Regions from separate parts of the Homo sapiens genome. Here all the other regions are linked to region 3. Evidence: chromatin contacts called from ENCODE Hi-C data. All regions are on one chromosome and are shown on one strand. Each heading gives the region's core, a stretch centred on a gene start or an enhancer-like site at or near the end of the contact. The rest is flanking DNA. Distances are from core to core; before and after follow the strand shown.

The links. A loop is a pair of places that touch in the nucleus more often than their neighbours do. Pooled maps may share reads with other maps.
Region 1: a pooled map shows a loop between it and region 3 (6-fold over the local background). The contact joins two enhancer-like sites. A Hi-C loop is called at or near these places in 2 of 37 single-sample maps with no recorded cell type and 4 of 50 pooled maps.
Region 2: a loop to region 3 is called in a map with no recorded cell type, with 9 times the contacts of the local background. The contact joins two enhancer-like sites. A Hi-C loop is called at or near these places in 2 of 37 single-sample maps with no recorded cell type and 1 of 50 pooled maps.

The regions. Positions count from the first base shown.
Region 1 is chr9:94,859,754-94,862,453 of GRCh38, forward strand. All of the region lies in intron 5 of AOPEP (aminopeptidase O (putative)), which reads left to right. Among named protein-coding and RNA genes, the nearest start is that of MIR2278, 51 kb to the left of the region's middle. RefSeq lists an enhancer at 1,435-1,484. Within about 2 kb of position 1,443, at least 16 of the 41 ENCODE cell types and tissues checked have a DNase peak (open chromatin) inside an H3K27ac peak, as active enhancers do.
Region 2 is chr9:94,818,141-94,820,840 of GRCh38, forward strand. All of the region lies in intron 5 of AOPEP (aminopeptidase O (putative)), which reads left to right. Among named protein-coding and RNA genes, the nearest start is that of MIR2278, 9.5 kb to the left of the region's middle. Within about 2 kb of position 1,297, at least 13 of the 41 ENCODE cell types and tissues checked have a DNase peak (open chromatin) inside an H3K27ac peak, as active enhancers do.
Region 3 is chr9:96,149,388-96,152,087 of GRCh38, forward strand. No RefSeq gene overlaps it. Among named protein-coding and RNA genes, the nearest start is that of HSD17B3-AS1, 96 kb to the right of the region's middle. Within about 2 kb of position 1,289, at least 3 of the 41 ENCODE cell types and tissues checked have a DNase peak (open chromatin) inside an H3K27ac peak, as active enhancers do.

The DNA of each region.
Region 1 (2,700 bases), core at 193-2,692, 1.3 Mb before region 3:
CTGTGCTACTTACTTATTCTAGGTCTTGGGCATATTGCTTAAGTTCTTTATGCTTTTGTTTGCTCATCTGTAAATGACAGGCACTATTATACTCAAGTTTTCTGTAAACTAATTGATAAATAAATTCAGCAGACACTTATTTAGGGCGTCCTATGTACTGAACACTAAATTCTTCGGCTACAGTGATGAACAAATAGAGACAGTCCCTGTCTTCAAGGGGCTTATAGTCTGGTTGGGGAGATAGATAGTTATTAAACAAATATTCTCAAAAATGGAGTACGACAAACTGGTCAGTCCTGTGTGGGAGGAATGCAGGGTTAGAGGAAACACTCCTGGCAGGGCCTTGGGGCAGGTGCCTCTGAGGCAGTGATGTAGAAGCTGAAACCTGAAGGGCAGTGGAACGTGAGCCAGGCCAGGAGTAGGAAGAAGGGCATATTATACAGGAGGACAGGCTGTGATTGGAAGCAACTTGGAACTTTGGAGGACCCGAAAGAAGTGTTCATGGAATTTAGTGACCTATGGGAAGATTGGCGTGAAATGAGATTGGCAGCATCATAAGGGCGTCAGACCAAGCAGGGCCTCATATAAATCTGAGCTTCATTCTGAGCGTATTGGGAAGCCCAGCAGGTTTAAGCAGTGGCAAGGGTGGGGACGGGGTGGGCAGGTCGTGACCTGGCTTATGTTTTGACAAGATTGCTCAGGTTTCTGGTTCTAGAATGAAGCGACAGGAGTAGTGGCAGTGGAATGGTGAGATGAGATGATGTGTGGCCGCAATCCAGGCAGGAGATGAAGGTGGCTTAGACCTGGGTGGAGAGGGTGCTGGTGGGGAAAATTGGAGAGTTCCAAGATATGCTCTGGAGAATGCAGGACTTGAGAGTTTTATATGGGGAGATGATGAGGAAGAGGGAGATGTCAAGGGTGACTCCCGAGTTTCTGGCAGAAGCCGCTGGATGGATGGGTGCTCCATTGACTAATGTGGGGAGGACAGGAAGAGGAGCAGATTAGGAGAAAAGATTCTGAGTTCTCTGTACATGTCAGGTTTAAGAAGCCACTTAGCACAGTGCCTGACACAGAGCACACCATAAATAGTAGATTTTAGTAGCTTCTAATTCTGTCCATTTCAAAGTCATAATTGACCGTTGAGTCAGGAGACTTGGGTTCTAGCTCTGGCTAGTCCATGTTAGATAAATAAACCTCTTAGGGCATCAGTGTCCTCATCTACAAATTGGGGGCAGTCAGATTCGGTGCTTTTTGCGGTTTCTTTCAGCTTCAGTGTGCTGACAATGCTATGAGATTCTTTGGTCTTGACCACCTGGAATCCACTGTGGCCAGCTGGATCTGCTTCAGAGGGGCTGATGAACCAGAACTCTGCATATGGATGGCAGTTTCTGGTGGAAGCTGACGTACGGGGAGCTCTGGCCAAGGCAAATTGTGGCTCTCGAGGAGGCTTCATGACGAAGGGGAAGGATGTGGTTTGAGGGCAGCAGCAGCAGCTGCTGTCACCAAACAAGCATGAAATCCACTGAGCTTCAGATGACATTGCAACTGAGGATGGCTGTTTATTAATTGGCAAATTAATATGATGTGGGGGCATATGGAGAAATGGTGATGGGCAGAAAAGAAGATGAAGAGAGAAACATATACTGGTTCTTTCCTGTGTATTCATCTGTTACTGACACAGAGTCATCATTAGTGCCACAATGAGTATCAGGGATGGGTCATCTCCAGTTGAACTCCCTTAATTTACAGATTAAGCAACCAAGGTCAACAACGACTTCCATGACAACAGAGCCAAGCTGGCACTCAGGTCTCTTCACACCTGGCCTGTGCTTTCCTGCTCCACCAGGCTGCCAGGGGTGGTTCCCATGAGCTGTTTTAGGCCCATTTTTGGAAAAAGAGTCATTTGGTTTCATTTGTCTTAGACTAGATCCCAGAGATGTTATTTACTGTTCCCAACCCCCGATATAAAACCACTGAATGTGCAGGCCCTCTCATCAGCCAGTGCTTGACGAGTAGTACACCTGGTGCAGCCTGGATTCCACAGCCATCCTCCCTGTAACTGCATGGGTCGGGTCCTCCGTGCTTCTGTAGGACCTGCTCTTCTGAAGCACGTTCTGCGAGTGAAGGCTGCACTACGTCTTTCATGAGGCTAGACGGTGCTCTTCTTGTCCTCAGAGTTGTTTGTTGTTTGGTTGGATTTTAAAAACTCAACAACGGCTTTGTTTATGAAAAGCAGCTTACTAGGAAAGTTGCTTCATCCTGTGATCGTGGCTAGTTTGTGAGTGATTAAATTCCCTGGCCTCCTCTTTGGAAGCAATGACCAGTCATTCTGTTGGTTTATTACTATTTCACAACATAGGAAGCAGAGCACACCACCTCTACCTAACAGTTTAACTTGAAACACCTCATCAGAGTATGTGAGTGAGACTTCACATGTGCCTGTTGCATAGTAAAAAGGACGTTTCTTTCAAAGTCACTGGGCTGGCTGAGCAGGACCCCCACAGAAAAACAGTGTTCTTGGGCCTCAGGCATACCTCAGGGCGATGCTCAGGGATGTCTGAGCAATGTCAAGCCTGTTAGATGCATGGCAGGGAGGATCTGGAGCACAGATTGATCTCTCAGATGTGGGGTGAATGGGGAGGTAAATCATCCTTTAAAGGGACTCTTTTTCAAGGCTGAGAAACCATGTCCTGAGAAAAG
Region 2 (2,700 bases), core at 47-2,546, 1.3 Mb before region 3:
GTCCTGTTACTCCCTGGTAAGGTGCCATAGACCACTCATCTCCAGAACTCTTGTGGATAAGATTATGTGTAGATGCCGTTACATCTTAGGTCCTCAGCAGATACTGGTTCCTTGCTTCAGTAGGCTTAGGAAAATTTGGTAGTTTTATGGGTCAATAAACACATAAGTTTTGTGGCTTATTAGTGTGAATCACAGATTCTACAGTTCCTATCAACCCAATGTCTAAAATAATTCTCTAAAATAATAGCTCCAGGGAGAAAATAAAAATAGGTATGGTGACTTAGCATGGTAGTATGACAATATGAAAGGTTTGTTACAGAGTTGTTGGTCCACATTCCTTACATTGTACACATTGGAATTTCTCCGTTTCAGAAGGAGCATTTAGAGCAGCACCTACATTTTTGTTAGGTTTTCCTTCAAGGCTGTAGCTTGAACTTTTAATATACATACTCACTTTTCTTCCCCCCAAAAAGAAGGGTAAAGAAGGCAGTAAAGGTAAAGAAACCAGACATTATTTGATTCAGCTCAAAATGTATTTTTTAGTTCCTTTTCCACATTTAATAACAAATAAAGGCCGGGCGCGGTGGCTCACGCCTGTAATCCCAGCACTTTGGGAGGCTGAGGTGGGCGGATCACGAGGTCAGGAGATCGAGACCATCCTGGCTAACACAGTGAAACCCTGTCTGTACTAAAAATACAAAAAATTAGCCGGGCATGGTGGCGGGCACCTGTAGCCCCAGCCACTCGGGACGCTGAGGCAGGAGAATGGCATGAACCCAGGAGGCCGGGCTTCCAGTGAGCCGAGATCATGCCACTGCACTCCAGCCTGGGCGACAGAGTGAGACTCCGTCTCAAAAAACAAAAGCAAACAAACAAAAAAAATAAAAAGAAATCTTGTACCTGATCTTCAGGGATTTGGGATCCCACCTGGATTAAACTAGACTATCCAAGCCCTATTTGCCTGGCTTCCAGCCCTCCTGGAGTTCTGTTCCCACCAGTTAGACAAAGCTCTCTGTCCTTGACCTCTTTTCCCATCACTTTTGGATCAGAGATTGAGCCTGTCAGCTCCTGAAACAGCTGTCTCTGATCTGTTCTCAGTATTATCTGAGCCATTATCTGACTTGTGTCTGAAAGGACTGCGTGATGGAAACTTCTGAAAGAACCCTCTGTCACCCCACCCGCATCTTCCAAATAGAGCCAGAGAGGCCCAGAGTCAGAAGGCTAAGAAGACCAAGTGTGTGGCCAGCAGCTGCGGGGAGCCAGGGCAACTCCTGCCCGCCACTCTTCCTCTGAATGCCTAGCCCTCTCCGCCTGTGTTCACAGGCCAGCCCTCCCCGGGGCATACACAGCATTTTGTAAATAGTAACTGTGTGTCTTGGTTGAGATAATCTTGTAGGCCAGAATGGAATGTCTCAAGACACTTTGCAAACGGGATTTTATTGTTTAGTTTTAGGGATAGGATCTCACTCTGTCACCCAGGCTGGAGTGCAATGGCACGATCTGGGCTCATTGCAGCTTTCACCTCCCAGGCTCAATCAGTCCTCCTCAGCCTCCTGCGTAGCTGGGACTACAGGCATGTGCCACCATGCCTGGCTAAATTTTTTTTTTTTTTCATAGAGACGGGGTCTGACTACGTTGCCTAGGCTAGTCTTAAACTCTGAGGCTCAAGCAATCCTCCCGCCTTGGCCTTCTGAAGTGCTGGGATTACAGGAATGAGCCACTGTGCTCAGCCCAAAAGGGATTTTAATTTTGCAAAAGGACCAACCTTAAAAGAGCTTTGAATAATAAGTTTCTTTAGTGCAATTCTTTTTTTTTTTTTTTTTGAGATGGAGTCTCGCTTTGTCACCCAGGCTGGAGCACAGTGGCGCAATCTCGGCTCACTGCAACCTCTGTCTCCCGGGTTTAAGTCATTCTCCTGCCTCACCCTCCTGAATAGCTGGGATTACAGGTGCCCACCACCACGCCCAGCTGATTTTTGTATTTCTAGTAGAGATGGGGTTTTGCCATGTTGGCCAAGTTTGTCTCAAACTCCTGACCTCAGGTGATCTGCCTGCCTTGGCCTCCCAAAGTGCTGGGATTACAGGTGTGAGCCACCGCGCCTGGCCAGTGCAATTCTTTTATGTTTTTGTTCCCCACCTCTGTTCCGATTTTCCATTCCTTAGGTATAGTACTTTATGAGCTTTTTGTATTAACCCCCTGTGTTCCTTCATGCAGATGCAGGCCAATTAGACGATACATATTATTACTCTCTCTCCCTTTTCTTAAAAGGAGATAGAACACACACCCTATTTTACACTGTGCTTTTGTCAATTATCATTATCCCCTAGATATAATATTAGGCCTTAAAGAGTTTCTCATTCTTTTTTATTTAGCTGCATAGTATTCTAGTCTATGGATGCTCTCAGTTATACTTTTCCAAAATATGGATCTTTGACTTTTTCCAAAATTTTACTGTTGTAAACAATGCTGTGTTGAGCACCTGGTATATTTAAATAGTCAGTGAATCACAAAGATTTCATTAACATACCTGCCATATTGTGGGAGGTAGGGATGTGCCTGCATCTTATTTATCCTTCACTAGTGCTTGGTAACTGTAGGTGGAACCACATGCAATTTCTGTTTGGGGAAATCTTAAAAGCAGTAGAATATCAGCACTTTTGCGTAGCTCACTGATATTTAGAGAAACCTACATGCCATAGC
Region 3 (2,700 bases), core at 39-2,538:
CCTACTCCATGGACTTTGGGAGGCAAGCACTTATTTTCTTCTTCAGCCTGCTTTAGACCCTCCTATTTTCCTAGCCGGAAAGGTGCTGGGATTAACTTGCTTGCAAGGAGCGCTGAGGAGCATGGACATTTAGAGACACAGTGTTAGCTTAAAAGCCTATTCCAGTGCTCCACTGTTAATTTTTAGATCCAACACTTGAGGACAATTTTTCCCTCAAATGCATGCAAATTATTGGAAATGAAGATGACTGAGGAAAGGCAGCAATCTGAAGACTGCTGCTGAAGCGTCCAGAAGGCTCCTCGAGCAGAGCACGCAGCTTCTGTTTCCGGGGCTGCTGCATTTCCTGCAACCCCATCTTCAAGTCCAGGTGGTAGGGAAAGGAGAACACTTGATGTTAGCAATTGCAATAGTCCCCCGTTATCTGCGGGAACAATCCAAGACCCCCTATGGATGCCTGAAACTGCAGATAGTATGGACCCTACATATACAACACAGGTTGTCAGACAGCACGGGTGGTTCACGTTCCCACTTGAAAACGTTTGAAGTGTGAAACCATTTGTTTCTCCCCAGTGGGACCCTTCCTGACGCCAGGACAGACTTGGCCTCTTGGGTTAGTGTCCCTGTGATACCGATCCTTCTGCAGGGATGTTTGTCTAGCCCTCACCAGACCCTTGCAGTAATACCTAGACTCTTTTAACGAAACCAGGACCAAGAATACAGTGTTCAAGGGGTGAGAACTCAGGTATACAGACGAACAACTGTACTACATTTTTCCTTGTACATAAATACCTATGAAAAAGCTTAACTTATGAATTAAGGCTAAGACACTAAGAGATTAACAACAATACCTAATAATAAAATAGAACAATGATAAAAGTATCTGTAATAAAAGTTATGTAAATGTGGTCTCTCTCTCTCTCCCAAAGTATCTTATTGTACTGTACTCACCGATTTTCAGACCACAGTTGACTGTGGGTAACTGAAACGGCTGAAAGCAAAACCACAGCTAGGGAGACTACTGTGTCTATGTTTAGAGCAGCGTTTCTCTACTGTGGTTGGCACTATTGACATTTTGGACTAGGTGGTTCTTTGTTGTAAGGGGCTGAGTGTCCTGTGCATCATAAAAAGCTAGCAGCACCCTTGACCTCAACCCAGTAGATGTTGGTCCCAACACTCCCCCAATTTCCAGACATTGCCTAATGTCACCTGGGGGGGCAGAATCACCCCTAGAACCACTGGCTTAAAGGAAGGAAAGCTGACTCACATGCTACATTTACTTCTTACACGGTAACCCACCGTGGCACCCGTCCCATTGATCTGCTTCAGGCACCAGCATCTTCTGCGGAATCTGGTGCTGACTAAGCTAGCTACCAAAGCATATTGTACGGCCCCACTGGTTTCTTGGAAATGGACTTTTGTTTCCACTGCAGATCTGAAAACAGTGACCACAGGAGCACCCTGCCCGGTGACGGTGCTGAGAGGTCACTGTTATCACACTATAAATATTAAGCTTTAAAATGTCACTGCTGGGTACAAACCTCTGGTCTGATAGAGGAAATAAGACCTGCTGTTTGATAGATCAGTAGGGTGACTACAGTCCACAATAATCTAGATACATTTCCATATAGCTAGAAGAGACTAATTCAAATGTTTCTGGCATCAAGGAAAAATACATATTTAAGGCATGGATATTCCAAGTACACTGATTCGATCTGTATGAATTACACAAATATATAAAATTACCACTTGTATCCCTAAAATATGCATGTCTTATGCATCAATTTAAAAACAAAAAATCAGATACAATTTTAACTACTAAAGTTCTTAAATGAAAACTGAAACATGATTTAAATTCTTAAATAAGGCCAGGTGCAGTGGCTCAAGGCTGTAATCCCTACCCTTTGGGAGGCCCAGGGTGGATCACTAGGTCAGGAGTTCGAGACCAGGCTGGCCAACATGGTGAAATCCCATTTCTACTAAAATACAAAAATTAGCTGGACATGGTGGTGCACGCCTGTAATCCCAGCTACTCTTGAGGCTGAGGCAGGAGACTCGCTTGAACCAGGGAGGCGGGGGCTGCAGTGAGCCAAGATCATGCCACTGCACTCCAGCCTAGGCAACAGGGCAACACTCTGTCTAAAAAAACAAAACAAAACAAAACAAAAAAATTCTTAAATGAAATTTCAGATGTATCCATGAAACCCAGAAGTTCTAAGCTGGCAATATTTGTCTTTGGTCAAATATCAGTTTACACACTTGTACATTCGACATTGGGTCACACTGTGTATTTTGAGCACACGTCTGAGAAGAATATTTATTCCCAAAGCATGGTCAGAGCACAGCAGGCACTCCAGTAGGGTGCTCAGTGGTATTTGCTGAACAAATGATTCCATCAGCCAATCCTATATTGCTGAGCATTTAAGTTGTTTGCAATCTTTGGTCTTATACAGTATCTTGCAATGAGCTTTCTTAATTAGAAAGCAACCCTATTTAATAATCCCCTTGAAAAATGTTTTAAGTGGTAGAATTATGGCATCAAAAGGTCTGAACGTTTTTGTGGTTTTTTATACCTATTATTGTGTCTTCCAGAAAATCCTAGTTATATAATCAGCAATGAATTAATGTTTTTCCCCACACTCTTGTCAGACCCTGGGTATTTTTTCAAAGGTCTCTGCCAATGTCATAGGGAAACACTGTATC